Regions from separate parts of the Homo sapiens genome. Here region 1 is linked to region 2. A link is a contact called in ENCODE Hi-C or POLR2A ChIA-PET data. All regions are on one chromosome and are shown on one strand. The core of a region is the stretch at or near the end of the contact, and the rest is flanking DNA. Distances in the headings are between cores, read along the strand shown.

The links. Hi-C counts contacts between places; a loop is a spot of excess contacts on that map. ChIA-PET counts read pairs that join two places held with the same protein, here RNA polymerase II (POLR2A). Pooled maps may share reads with other maps.
Region 1: a loop to region 2 is called in a map of heart right ventricle, with 5 times the contacts of the local background. The contact joins two enhancer-like sites. A Hi-C loop is called at or near these places in 13 of 168 maps with a recorded cell type or tissue (Right ventricle myocardium inferior, cardiac septum, heart left ventricle and 2 more), 1 of 37 single-sample maps with no recorded cell type and 9 of 50 pooled maps. POLR2A ChIA-PET finds 5 or more read pairs at or near these places in 1 of 52 experiments (OCI-LY7).

Annotation. Positions count from the first base shown.
Region 1 is chr3:38,539,168-38,546,545 of GRCh38, reverse strand. No RefSeq gene overlaps it. Among named protein-coding and RNA genes, the nearest start is that of EXOG, 47 kb to the right of the region's middle. RefSeq lists enhancers at 2,653-3,154, 1,293-3,879, 3,896-4,432. Within about 2 kb of position 2,830, at least 4 of the 41 ENCODE cell types and tissues checked have a DNase peak (open chromatin) inside an H3K27ac peak, as active enhancers do; they include heart left ventricle and heart right ventricle, where a contact is called at or near this core.
Region 2 is chr3:38,576,311-38,583,568 of GRCh38, reverse strand. SCN5A (sodium voltage-gated channel alpha subunit 5) reads left to right here. Exons shown (of 28, transcript NM_000335.5): 17 at 2,198-2,638; 18 at 4,077-4,235; 19 at 6,788-6,908. Among named protein-coding and RNA genes, the nearest start is that of SCN5A, 70 kb to the left of the region's middle. RefSeq lists enhancers at 832-1,815, 2,782-3,282, 2,073-5,207. Within about 2 kb of position 4,293, at least 3 of the 41 ENCODE cell types and tissues checked have a DNase peak (open chromatin) inside an H3K27ac peak, as active enhancers do; they include heart left ventricle and heart right ventricle, where a contact is called at or near this core.

The DNA.
Region 1 (7,378 bases), core at 1,581-4,080, 36 kb after region 2:
AATGTCTTGGGATGCACAAAACTTTAATTTTCATGAACTCCATTGTCTATTTTTTATTTTGTTGCCTGTGTCTCCTCCCATCTTATTGACTGTGCCTTTTCAGCCTCCCCTGGCAGAACATCCTCTGGTGTCTGACTAATGTTCAAGTTCTTTAGGCCCTGTGCTCTCTCCCAGAAAGAGTGGAAAACACGTTCTTTTCCCCTCCTATGGCTTTGAAGAGTCTTGATCTTTTCCTGAGGCCAGGTCTCTCCTTGGATCCCCAGGCCAGCAGATTCAGCTGCTTACTTTGGACATCTCCAGAGCTTTCAGGCCCAGCCCAGCCAACTCTGAGCTCCTCTGCCTCACCCTGAGCCTATCTGTGAAGGTGGTCCCACAAATCCATCCTCAGCCGCATGCAGCCCTCACCTCTCACCCCTCACCTGGTCCAAGCCCCATTGGCTCCACCTCCTTCGTGTCTTTCAAATCCCACCTTTTGGCTCCATCTTATTGTCCCTTCCTTGGGTGAGGCCAGCATATCGCCTCATGGAGGCCACCAGGGAAGCTCCTTCCTCTAACCTCATCCATTCCAAACTCTTCTCCACTCAGCTACCAGAGTGATATTTTCATCCAAGATAATTACCCTCTGGATAAGACTGCACAGTGGCTTTCTATTGCCTCAGGATCAAGGCAAACCCCTCAGAGGTCTCCCCAGTCCTGCCAACCTCTGTAACAGCATCTCTTCCAACCCCTCAAAGGCTCCAGGCTCCTCCTCCTCCCAGCCTTGCCAGAACACTCTTCTCCTTTCCACTCAGCCTTCAGACCTCCCTGAATGCCCCTTCCTCTGGGAACCTCCCCTGACACAGCCCGGTCCCCTCCCCACCATGTGCCCCACTCTTGATGCTTCCCTGCCACAGCCCTCCACACTCCTTGCAAATACCTGCAAAGTCATTATGTGAACAAACACAATCCCTGATGTAATATAACCCAGCCTTTGTCTCTGTCCCTTCCTGTCTCTTTAGCTTTATTCAGTGGCGATCATCTTCCCTGGCCCTGGAGAAAACCCGGGCAGATCCTGTAGCTTTGCAGCTCAGTCTTAGGTTATTTTACCTAATCAGTCAGTTTGTGTTATAAACACAGACTCAGCCAGGCCAGGAGAGCATTCGATCCCATGACTTGTCAGAGACAGGGTGGCTGGTGGCTTCTCCTCCCCAGGCCAGGCAGATGGTTAGGGATGCTCTCACACAAGGCATTTTTGTGGGCTCTCTCTTCTGGGTACCCCCTTATGATGTCTTCCTTTGCCCATGGGAACCATGAGCCTAGCCCTTCCTGGCAAGACCCCTTGTCCCTCCAGGTGGCCCTGTCACAGTGGTGCACACTGGCTCTCTCTTCGCCTGCCCACCTCTGGCCCATAAGAAACAGTTGGAGCACTTGCCCCACCTACTCTGGGTGGGGTCATGCCCTGACAGCAGTGCCCTCTGCAGCCACCCCCAGTGCAGCTGGCCTGCAACCCTTCCTCTGGGTTCCCAGGGCGGGAGTCAGATCACACTCGCTCATCCACTTGAGCTTTCTTGGATCCTGGAGGCCCAGTTCTCTGTGTCTCCAACATCTTAAAGCTCTCTGAGAAGTTCTGGAAGCCCCCTTGGCCTGCCCAGAGTTAGAAGGTGGTATGTGCCTGCCACAAGCCTTGCCAGAACCTCCTGCAAGGGAAGGCTGGGGTCCTGGAAACAGCACAGCAGCAGCTCTCTCCGAAGAAACTGACTCCCAGGGTCCCGCAGCCCTCCACTCTCTCAGACCCCTTTTTATATCCTTGATGTGACTAGGGGCCCAAGTGGGTGGCGCCATTTATTTCCCTTGTAAACCAACTTCATAGGAGAGGCATGTGGTTCGGTGCCCTGAAACCTCTGATATTGGTTCCTTGGTCCACACCGGGGCAGGGATAGTCCATTCACCACTGGGCTAATCATCTTTCCCCAGCCACACGAGAGCTTTTCAAATGGCAGACTATGTCCAGTTTTTTTTTGTTTTTTTTTTTTTAAAAAGAATATCAGAATTTAAAATAGCAGTATATCCCATGTGGTAAGAGTGAGTGTTGTTTGGAGAAACTGTTGATTCAGCTCTATATAAAATGTGGGTGAGTGCCCATGTGTGTATCCTGGTGAGTGATAGAAAATAAACTTCTTACTAGGAACCTCAGTGAAAAAAACTTAAAAGCAGCACAAGAACAGAGTCTATGTCTGCTTTACTCAGTACTGCATCCCGGGACTAGCTCAGTGGCTGGCACATGGTGGTAACTCAATGACTATTATGTGTGAGGAAAGGAGGGAAGCTGGAGGCTGGGACCCCACTGTGAGGCTGTGAGGGGAGTCAGGTCTTTCTCACAAGCTCCAGGGATCCTAACTACCACCTTGGTCTGGGCCAGCGGGCAGCTTCCCGCATTGTTCTTGAAACCAAGGCTTGGAGCCCACGCTTCTCGGCCCCTTGGGTGGGGTCTTCCCTGGCTGCCTGAGGTGGGCCCTCACCTGGCCTGGGATGTGGGTGGGTTCACCTGGAAGGAGTGAGTGAGCCTGGGAAGTGGCTGAGGCAGGGAGAGGAGGCCTGTGCTTGCAGCAAGGCTGCAGCTGTCACTGGGTCACTCTGGGGTGAGGCTGGGGTCCAGGCAGCGGGTGGCCCTGTGAGTGACGGATGCTGGCTCCTGTGTCAGCGGGAAAGCATGCAGCCCAGAGATCTCAGCCCTTGGCAGGGAGAGAGATGCTCCTGGACAGACGTCAGCTCTCACCCTGGGGGCCACAGCAGTGTTGGCAGCTTCCCTACCCCCGTGCCAGGAGCTCCTCCGATATCAGCCCTGATGGCCACGAGACTCAAAGCCCAGGAGGTTGGGAGGGGCCAGGGAGACAGAAGCCCAGGCACTCCTACAGGCAGAGACAGCAACTGGGGACAGCAACTGAGAGTGAGGCAAGGGTGTGGTGGCAAAGATGCCAAAGGGCAGCCACTGATGGGCTCAGAGGAACAGCAGGAACTAGCGTCTCCTGCCCCTGGCTGCTTCTGAGAGTCTGTGTGTGCTGGCACGGTACCTTTGCACCCCACCATTGCTCTAAGCACACTTACTGTGCAGCCCACCTGTGAGTCTAAGGGCTGTGCAAGGCCAGGCCAGACCTGTTTGTTCATAACACAGTCTTCAGCCCCTGCCCCAGCACCTGGCACAGATAAGGAGCTGGGAATGTTTGCAGAAGAAACAAACTGATTGATCAGCCAATTCACTCTCTGCTGAGTTCCCCTGGACCTGCTCCTCCGTTTGAACCCTTCTTGTCCCCTCAAGTTTCCTGCCCCTTTTCTCACCAGCAGTCCCACCTTCCACTCTGTTTTTCTGGAAGGAGGTCAGACACAGGACCATTTGAAATTCTTGCCAGATAAACACGTGTGGATTCACCATGCACTTGTGCACATGCAAGGCACAGAGGCTGTAGTCAGTCTGTCAAGGATGAGGAGGGGCACAGGGAGATGCCTCAAATCCCGAGAATGAATGTCAGGCTTCCTGTCCCAAACCTCCTTGGGCCAGGGCCCTCAGGACTTTCCCAGGGACAGAGGTAGGCAGACAGGCCAGAGAAGAGTCAAGCAGAGAGGATGGGTGAGGAACTTAGTTCAGAAATGATACTTAAAGGCTGGCAGTTGCCAAGCTCCATCCGAGGGCATCCCAGAGGGACCCCAGGGTCCCTTCAGGAAGCGCCATCCTCATGTGGGTATCCCAAGCCAGCCTGAGTGGCAGGGGTCGGGGCCAGGCCAGCCTGAGCCCAGCACGTGTAATGACCATCCTGACAAGCACTTCCTCCCATGCCAGCTCACGGAGCTGGCATCCCCGGGCAGCTGCCAGGCACCTGCTGCCGGAGAGAAAAGCCCCATCATCCCAGCCTCTGTGGACAGACAGGCCGGCTCGGATTCCAGAAAGGCATGCAAGGTCAGAGTGGAGCCCCCTTCCCCGGATGTGGGCTGAGCAGCCAGCAGTATGTCCTGTCTTCCCGCCTGCCCCACTCTGTGCTGGCCTCTGTGTGAGGCAGAGCATCAGGGAGTGTGCACTGGGATCCTTGGTGCGACTGGCCAGGGGGCCGAACTTGCCTCCAGTATTTGTCCTGGGAGCCATCTCCCCTTGGGGCCCATGTCTGCCACTCATCCTCCCAGGCATCGCTCCCCCCCTGGCAGAACCAGGCCACTTCTGTAAGGAAGACTGTAGGACTTGTGGCAAAGAAGGCAGAGGGCAGGGACAGCTTGCCCGAGAGCCCTCCCTGTTTAAGAGAAGCCGGTTTAAGAGAGATAATTGGGGCTCCTGTATCCTGTATCAATCTATCACATTTATAGCTGTCACTCCAGACAGGAGACAAGGAAATGACAAAAGCCAATAAGGCCAATAAATAAAGGGTAATGGAATAATCAGTATGTGCAGCCTATTCCCTGAGCCACAGAGCCAGGGGTAGGGCTCAGCCCCTCCCTTCGGTCTCTGTCTCAGCTTCACCCACAGGCCCCAGGAGACAGTTAAAACCACTCAACAGCCCCCACGGGGGTGCCCGGCTGGATTTCCAGCTGCTCAGGCCAAAACCCTTGACGTCATCCTTGCCTCCTCTCTGTTTCTCACACCCTACATCCAATCCGGCCGGAAATCCTGTTGGCTCTACCTTCGAAATATATCCCAAGTTCAACCAGGCCACTGCGCTGGTCTGAGCCGCCATCATCTCTCTCCTGGATTCTTGCAGTGGCCTCCTCACTGGTCCTTGTCCCCAGCGGGCTCTCAACACAGCAGCCAGCGTGGTCCTATTAAAATCAAGTCGGATCACGCTCACTGAAAGCCCTCTAGCAGCCTCATCTCACCCAGAGGAAAAGCCTTTACCCAGCCCTTACCCAGCCCTGATCCATCCCTTGCCCATTTGCCTGTCTGAGCCCCGCTACGGCCGGCCTCTTGCTCCACTTCAGCAACACCGACTCCTTACAGGTTCCTGAGCAGGCCAAGCATGTCCTGGCCTGGCACTGAAGCACTGGCTGTTCCCTCCCACCTGGAATGCTCTTCCCCCAGGGATCAGCCCTAGCTCCCCTGCTTCCTCTTCCAAGTCTTAGAGGTCACTTTTGCAATAAGGATGACCATGACCATCCTATTTTCTTCCCTTTCCCAGCCCATTGTTTTTATTTTTTAATCAGTTTTAGGAAAGTATAACTTATATACAATAAAAGGCACCCTTCTTAAATGCACAGTTTGATGAGTTTTGACAAATGTTTAAGCAGTACAGCCATCACCATAATTAAGATATACAATATTTCCATCACATCAAGAAGTTGTCTCATCTCCTTCATGGTCAGTCTGCTGTTCCTGGCAATCACTGATCGATTTTCTGTTCCTATAGATTTGCCTTTTCTGGAGAGTCCATATAAGTGCAGGAATTTTCGTTTGTAGCCTTGGGTGCCTGGCTGCTTTCACTTAGCATAATGCATTAGAAATCCATCCATGTCATTGTCTGTATCAGTTGTTCCTTTTTATTGTTGAACAGTATCCCATTATATGAGCATACCACAGTTAGTTTTCCATTCAATAGTTGATGGACATTTGAGTTGTTTACCATTTTTTGCTATTGTGAATAAAGCTGCCATGAACATTTGTATATAGATGTTTGTGTGGGCTTATGTGTTTTGGATTTTGTTTGTTTGTTTGTTTGAGACAGAGTCTCACTCTGTCACTCAGACTAGAGTGCATTGGCATGACCTCTACTCACTGCAACCTCATCTTCCCAGTCTCAAGCAATCCTCCCACCTCAGTCTCCCAAGTAGCTGGGACTACAGACATGTACCAACATACCAAATAATTTTTTTGTATTTCTGGTAGAGACAGGGTTTTACCATGTTGCGCAGGCTGGTCTCGAAATCCTGAGCTCAAGTGATCTGCCTGCCTCAGCCTCCCAGGCATGCTGGGATTATAGGCGTAAGCCACCACACCTGGCTATGTTTTTATCTCTTGGGTAAAGACCTAGGAATTGAATTTCAGAGTTATATTAATAGTGTATGTTTAACTTTATATGAAATTGTCAAAATGTTTTCCAAAGCATTTGTTTGCTTTTCAATCAGCAATGAGAGTTCCAGTTGCTGTATATCCATGCCAGCATTTATTATTTCCAGCCTTATTTTTCCTTTAACTTTAGCCATTTGAGTAGGTGTATCTTGTAATTTTAATTTGGGTTTCCCTGATGACTAATGATGTTGAGCATGTCTTTTTCTTCTTTAAGAGATGGGGTTTCACTCTGTCACCCAGGCTGGAGTGCAGTGGCACAATCATAGCTCACTGTAACCTTGAACTCCCAGACTCAAGCGATCCTCCCACCTGAGGCTCCTGAGTAGCTGGGACTACAGGCATGAGCTATTTAAAAAAAAAATGTTGTAGAGATGGGGGTGTTGCTATGTTGCCCAAGCTCGTCTCAAACTCCTGGGCTCAAGCAGTCCTCCTGCCTCGGCCTCCCAAAGTGCTAGGATTATAGGCATGCACCACCGTGCCCATAATGTGAGCATCTTTCCATGTGCTTATTGGCTATTCCTCTATCTTCTTTGGTGAAATGTCTGCCACTGTTTTAAAGAGCTCTCAACAATGCTTATACGCTTACATCATCATTGGAAGGAGCAAGCCTCCCTGTGTGTGATAAACTTCCACTGCTCTGACACAGGCTTTCTGTGTGATCTGGGGAAACTGACCTCACTGTTCCAGTCTCTGTTCCCTTGTCTGTAAAATGGGGAAAATAACAACAGCTGCTTCCCAGGGTAGTGTGAGGACTATGAAAATTAAGATTTGTAAAGAATTTACAATGATCCCTCAAATATAGTAAGCACTTAATAAATGTCTAGTATGATGACAGTGATGATGATTACTAACCCCTACGTGACTCGTTCATGTCAATCCTATTTCCCTCTTAAAGCCCAATGTTTTCATCTATAAATGGTTGTGGAAGAGGGTGGGGGCTGAACAATCTCTAAGTCCTGTCCACAGTAGCATCCCTGAGTTCTAGAATCGCTCTGTTTATGGACACACCCTTACAGGTCCCTTTCCCCTCCCAGGGCACGTCCAGCAGCCACCCACCTACGGGACTCTAGAGTTACACACACAAGGCAACAGGAAGCTCACCTCCAACTCCTGCCTTCCAGAAATGGCCTAGGGCCCAACTCCTTAATCACCCATAAGAAGGACCATGAGAAACTGAAAGGATCAGGGGAGATGCAGAAGTCAGAGGCAGAGCTGGGAAGGGCAGGTGACACCAGGCAAGACCAATAGACAGTGGGAAGCTGGGGAGAGCAGTGTGGCCTTGCAGGGCTGCATCTCCTGCCCCCACGGTGGCTCCGCATGCTCTCCCACTCCAGCCCTCTACCTCCCACTAGGCAG
Region 2 (7,258 bases), core at 3,044-5,543:
GAGAGAGGAGCCAGGGCATCAGTGCATAGTGCCACTAGAACCCTGCTCTTTGGCTGGCCCCCAACTCCCCCTTATGTCCCCCCAAACTAGCTATCCCTTGGGGTGAAGGGTTGCTCAGCCCATCCCAACCCCAGGGCCTACCAGACTGTCTATTCTGGGGAGAATGAGAATTGCCAAGCACTCAGCCCAGGGCCAGGCTGAGCCACCCCTCACACACGGAGCCCTGCGATTTCCCAGCAGATCTGCCTGGGGATGAGAAAATTAGAGGCTGCTGGAGGAGGGAGCTAATGCCAGCCCACACAGCCCCCTCCCCAGCCGCCTAAGGAATTGGGCCGCTGCCAGGCGTGGGAGGAAGCAAGATTGCCATTGAAATGGGAAGTGATGATCAGGCAGGGCTGGGAGCAGCAGCAGCACGATTGATGGGGAAAGCACTGGAAGAAGCTGAACTTCTGAAGCCAGCGACAGGGAGGGCCCTAGACTCTGTGGGTGGGCATGGCTGCCCAGGTACCCACACCACCCGCCCTACTCCCAGCCTAGGCCCAGGACTCCTGGAGGTTGGGGGATGCAGGGCCTGGTGTGAGTGAGGCTGTGGGGGAAGGATCCAGTGGGCATCCTTCCTGGGAATGGAGGTGGCCATGCCTGGGTCCTTGTGGACAAAGGCCAGGGACCAGGCCCGAGGTCGGTGTAGATAGCAGCTCAGAATGGTATCACATGCCTTACCCCTAGTGCCAAGTGTCAAAAGTGATCATCTCTCCGTAGAGATAGTACGGGAGAGGCTACCTCTTCACCTTCTGTACATATTCCACATGAATATGTATTACTTTTAAGCCAAAGGCATGTTTCTGAGGCCGCTTTTATCAGAATTCTCATTCCCAGCTTGCTGATAGGTATGGGGTCCCTGGTAGAGGTGTGTTTTAGAGGCTCTTGAGAAACCGGAACAGAGTCTCAGAGTGGATTTCCAAAAAGAACTGTGCACCCACCCTCACACACCACCCTGCTATAAAGGTGCTGGGAGGGAGGAGACACCAAGCCCATGGTGGCCTGGCGGCCTGGTGAGCCATGGGCCAGTCTGACCCATGCATGTGGGAATCGACCCACCGTCAGCTTAACTGACCCTCCATGTGACTGGGAAATGGACACAAGCCCAGCCGCTTGTCACACATCAAAGGCCTTCTTTTTAAACAAAAGCTAAAGCTTCACACTTGCAGGAGGGCTTAACGACAAGCAATTCTCCAGAACCATCCAAAGGCAGAGGGTTATGCAAACCCCCTTAAGAAGTCTCAAGTCCCTAAGCCCTGATGATAGACCTCAACAAAATACTGCGCCCTGTGGAACCTCCGACACTGCCACCTCCCCCGGCTCCCTGCAGAATAGCAGGCCTTGACCTTCACACAGCACCCTTCCTAGCACCCCTCACAGCCTAGACATGGTCAGCTCTCCATGTCCTGACCCCATGATTAGTCCAAATGCCTGAAGGCTGCCTGTGCCTTCCTGACCTCTTTTCCAGCTATTGCACCTTTCTCTGCCCTGTCCCAGCGTCCCTCACCTGGAAAGTGTGGCAGACCTGGGCCTCAGGTAGTGTGTGCCCTACAGCAGCAGCCCCAGGCCTCTGAGCACCAAGCTGGCTTCAATAGGGAACTCAGAGGCAGGTCACTGCTCCTCCTCTTTCCAACAAAGTCCCAAAAGCTCTGTGTGGCTTCTCGGTGGGATTCTGTCTTGTCCCTGGACTCACACTTCCCAGGAAGGAGACCTGTGCCCATCCTGACCCCACTGCCCCTCACTACTCCTAAGGCAGCAGGAAGAGGTAAAGGGAGAAGAAGGCTTGCATGTAGAAGCCGCTGGTGCCAAGACAGGGCTCAATGTGTGTGACTTTGTGCTAGCCCCTCGCTTTGACACTGAATGCACGCATAGTTCTCCCATTGAACCTGAGCCAGGACACGACATCCTCAATTCAGACTGTGTCTGGGCCCTTGGAAAGAGGGATTCAAATTTGTATTTTCTTTTATAGCCAAACCTTCCACATTCAATAAAATGAGGGGTTAGGATGAGGGCTCAGGGCCCTGGATTCAAGCCTCGGAGCTGTTTGTCACAGGCAGTCTTAAAGGTCTCTGGGCCTCAGTTTCCCCATCATAGAACTGGGACTGGATGGCTTGGCATGGTGCAGTGCCTTGGTGAGCCTGACCCATTATCTCGACAGGTCCTGAATCTCTTCCTGGCCTTGCTGCTCAGCTCCTTCAGTGCAGACAACCTCACAGCCCCTGATGAGGACAGAGAGATGAACAACCTCCAGCTGGCCCTGGCCCGCATCCAGAGGGGCCTGCGCTTTGTCAAGCGGACCACCTGGGATTTCTGCTGTGGTCTCCTGCGGCAGCGGCCTCAGAAGCCCGCAGCCCTTGCCGCCCAGGGCCAGCTGCCCAGCTGCATTGCCACCCCCTACTCCCCGCCACCCCCAGAGACGGAGAAGGTGCCTCCCACCCGCAAGGAAACACGGTTTGAGGAAGGCGAGCAACCAGGCCAGGGCACCCCCGGGGATCCAGAGCCCGTGTGTGTGCCCATCGCTGTGGCCGAGTCAGACACAGATGACCAAGAAGAAGATGAGGAGAACAGCCTGGGCACGGAGGAGGAGTCCAGCAAGCAGGTGGGCCCTCACCCCTGCATGTATAAGGCACCTACATATACAGGGCCCAGAGCTCTGCTGTCCGGGCCACCCAGCCTCTCTCAAAGCAGCTTCCCCTCCCAGACTGCCTTGGCAGTGGGTAGGGGTAGAAGGCAGGCCCTCCCCACAACAGCCAGCCTCTCAGAGGGGTGCTGAGACCAGCCCTCAACCCTCCCTTCCTAACTCAGTCCAGAAGCTGACCTGGGGAGGGGCTGCTATCCACCACTCATGCCCTGGCTGGGCATGGGGAGCTCATTGTACAGACAGGGAAACGGAGGCATGGCAAGAGAGACTTGCTGGGTGTTCCTCATGAGTTTAGAACAGAGCCTCTAGCCCCCAGTTCCCACACTGACCATTGTCCCCCCTCCAGGACTGGCAAGGTAGAGTGTCTTGGCGAAAGAGAAGTATGGTTTTCTGACCTCCAGACTGCCCCTTCCCCTCCTCCCACACCCAGGGCTCATTCTGAGATTTAAAAATAAGCATCCCTAAGACTGAGGTGTCAGGGACAGCACTATCTTATCTCGCAACCTGTTATTTTTAACACTTGGGACCAGAGTCTGCACAAAGCAGGCAGGGCCCACCCCTCCCCTCCCCTCCGTTCTCCCTTGGCCTGAGCCAGGCTCAGATGGCTTCTTCTCAGGGCTTTAGGTCAAGCCCCCAGGAGTGTTCTCCCTGTTGAGTCAGGCCCATCTTGGCTGCTTCCTCTGGGCCTGCACTGGCTGGGCCTGGCTGTGGAGAGCAGCTGCTCCCCATGTGTGGAACTTGATCTAAGGCTCTGGGCTTGGTTTCACATCCTCCTGCCTCCCTGTGGTCCCAGAGGCCACCCTTTCAAGTCAGGTTGCGGGGCAGTGGCAATGTCTGCTCAGGGAGAGGGAGTGTTGGTGTTGCCAGGACCACAGTTTCCAATGATCTCCAGCACAGGAGGGGAATTCCGGCTGTCTCTCATTTCCCTTCTCTGTTCCTTCTCTTGAGCCCATTGACTCTGGCTCCTGGGTGTGTGTGGTGTGTGTGGGGGTGTGTGTGTGTGTGTGCGCGCGCGTGCGCGCACGCAAGCCGGGAGTGCCACAGGGATTCATGAGGGAAGTCAGTGTGACCTTCCTAAGTACAGTGGCCAGCATTTGTGAGCTGGGCATCGTGGCCCAGCTGCACCCTTCCAGGGAGTCTGGGGAGGGGGAGTTATGCCAGGCCGGCCAGGGGCTTCCTGTCTCTAGGCCCTTTGCTTGGACCTACCAGGAGCCTCCCACCTGCCTGCTCAGGCCCCTTGAGGGAGGAGTCTTCAGTGAGATGGAGGCCCCATGAAGACAGCTGGAGGCAATGCCCCAGATGCATGGGCAGGGTCTGAAACCCCCAGGGTCAGGGCCCTGGAGACCCTCTGGCTGGGTGTGTGGACTCAGCTCATAGGCTGGGGTCTTTTCAGCAGGAATCCCAGCCTGTGTCCGGTGGCCCAGAGGCCCCTCCGGATTCCAGGACCTGGAGCCAGGTGTCAGCGACTGCCTCCTCTGAGGCCGAGGCCAGTGCATCTCAGGCCGACTGGCGGCAGCAGTGGAAAGCGGAACCCCAGGCCCCAGGGTGCGGTGAGGTAATGCATGCCTTTGTCCCTGAAGCCAGCTGGGCGCCGCTGCTTGGGTCAGAGCCAGGCTGTGAGAGGTGCATGCCTGCATTTGCTGTTGGGAGCCACAGCCACTGTCACAGGCAGCGTGGAAGACCAGTCTGCAGAGGGGAGGGTGGGCATCCCTGTCCTGACAGGGGAGAGACGGTACAGGGCCCAGGGCCAATGGGAAATTCTGGAAATTCTGGTCCCAAACTCTGATGCAGGACTAACCCACTACCTCCATGTGTTCACCCTCTCCACATACTCCATCCCTGTGTTTTGGTCCTGTTTGGCAAATGTTTGTCCTGTGAATCTCCCCATCCAAAGAAGACTTCAGGAGGCTGGGCACGGTGGCTCACGCCTGTAATTTTAATACTTTGGGAGGCCGAGGCAGGTGGATCACTTGAGGTCAGGAGTTCGAGATCAGCCTGGCCAACATGGTGAACAGGTTACCCGCCTGATTCTGTAAGCATTGGAGTTCGCAACCCCTGAGCAAAAGGCTTGTGGCATTGCTGACTAAGCCGCCCAGCCTCACTCACATCTAGCCCACGGAAGGTGGAGGGCACGTGTTCAGAGTGCTTGGTGGCCACTGTCCTGCAGCTTGACCTCACTCCGTCCAGCACTTGTGCCTTCTCCTCTTTTGTGAGATGGGCCCATGTGAGCTTTGCAAGCATGGTCAGTTTTTGGAGCACAAGGGCCTACTGGAGTCATCTTCCTGACTGTGCAGATCACGGTTCTTCCCCTGATGGTCTGAGCTGTGAAGGCATGTGGGGACAGGAAGACACAGGAGAGAGGCAAAATGCCATGGGAGAGAAGTGGCTCTCTCACACGGATGCTAACCTTTGAATGAATTTTATAAGTCTTCCTTTCTTCAAATCAGTTCATGGGGGAGCCTATATAAGGAGAAACAGGCTGGAGTTTTCCCGGGAAAGGGACTCCCTCGTCTCACCTGCAGTAGGACCTGAGAACGTGTCCTCTCACATGACAGCCCCATGGACTTCAGACGGCTCCAGTGTTTGGAAAGAAAAAATAAGCATGCTGCTCTCCTCTGGCCTGCCCCTTTCATCACCCAACTCCTTTCATCCCCCAGCTGAGCTAGGAGGAGAGGGGAAGGAACCCTCAATGCCATGGGGGACCACAAAAGACTGAGCCTCACCTCTCTGGCCAAGGATCCACCTTCTCTGAGCAGTAGGCTCTGTTTTCCCTCCAGAATCCACCCCTTTCCCATCACAGATCTCAAAAATGGAAAAGAAGCCCCTGAGACATCAGCAGATTGATTCATCAAAGGAAAAGAGAAGAGAGAAGGCAGCTGTAGGAGCATAGCCATGCCCAAGAATTCAGACAAGCCCCTCTCTAAATGGAGCCTGAGCCTGAGATGATGTGAGGCGGGGGCAGCGGAGATGGGGTCTTTGGACCTGACCTGATGCAAACGATGGATTTTCTTCCTTCACTGACACTCCTCCCCTGACGTACCGTTCCCTAGAAGCAGAGGGATTCCTATGCAAATGACTTGTTGAGGGGTGTTCTCAGGAGAAAGTAAGAGAAACAGGATGAAGCAAAGAAGGAAGCTACGGAAAGGCTTTCCAGCTGGAGTCAGCCTCATCCTGTCCCAAGTAGAGCTCTGGGGCATGAATTGCACCACAGCATTGCCCCAACTCAAGGCTAGGGGCTGGCCTTCTGTATTCTTGTATCAGTGGCTGCTGGGCACCGGCCACCCCTTGGGACGGCAGTCCCCCAGCTGAAGATGATTTTCTGGAGGAGGGCCAGCTAAGCAGCTAGCATTCAAGTGGCTGGGAATGGGTGCAGTGGTCTTATGTAGTGGAATTGGGCAGGGTACCCACAGTGGCCCCTGTAACACCCCTTTACACCCACACCCACAAGTGACACACACAGACACTCACAAGGGCACACCTGCATGCACATGCCTCTCTGTAGCCTCCCTATAATCAAGTTATTGAGGTCAGGGCAGCAGACTTGCAAGGACAGGAAGTGGAGGGCTCCATCACCTTCTCAGTCTCCGGGCTCTGTCCAGCACACCAGAACCCACGGGAACTGCGCAAAATGTGTGGGTGGGGTTGCTGGCCTGTTCTCTGCGGTCTGACCTTGCTGCCTGTGTGTTGCCCGGGATCCTGGTTCTGACTCTGTTCTGGATGTGACATGCCTGTTTCCACTGTGTGTGCCACACCACCACGATGTGTCCATGTCCCACTGTGTGTCCAGGTTGCTACCCCATGTCCGTTTTGCTCCCAGCTAGATGCAGTCCCCATCCCCAGTGGCTTCCCAGAGCTCTTTCACAGCCCCCACACCCCAGCCTTAGACTCCAGCAGACCAGAATCACAGACCCGGGAACCCCGAGGTCCAGCCTTGGCCCAGCCCTGACAGGCAAAAGTGGCTCTGTGCAGGTCCCAGGGTGCGTCATGAAGATGCTGCCTCCCTTCAGGGAGCCCTAAGCTCCTGCAGACTCTGGGCTCGAGGCCAAAGGCTGCTACTCAGCCCACACTCACACCCTTTCCCACCCTGTCCCACACCCCTGTCCATAGACCCCAGAGGACAGTTGCTCCGAGGGCAGCACAGCAGACATGACCAACACCGCTGAGCTCCTGGAGCAGATCCCTGACCTCGGCCAGGATGTCAAGGACCCAGAGGACTGCTTCACTGAAGGTAATGGCCCGGGCAGCCCTCTGCCCTAGCCTCAGTTCCACCCAGAGGGGACAGGAGGACCAGCAGCTCCTTGGAGCCCAGGGCCACGTGGCACCAACACCCTGCCTTAGATATCTGCCCACCTCCTCCATTCCTCTGTGACCCTGGGGGTTCCTCCATCTGCCTGACGTGTCTGCCCATGGAGTGCTGGGCTGGACAGCTGCACCAAGGACTGGAGACACTGTATTTGTGGTGTGTTGGCACCACTGTATGCCCAACAGCAGTAGGGTCTGGGTCTAATTCGCTCCTGTACCACCAGGCCCTGGCACGGTGCCTGACACATAGTAGGCCCTCTGTAAATCCTTGAGGCA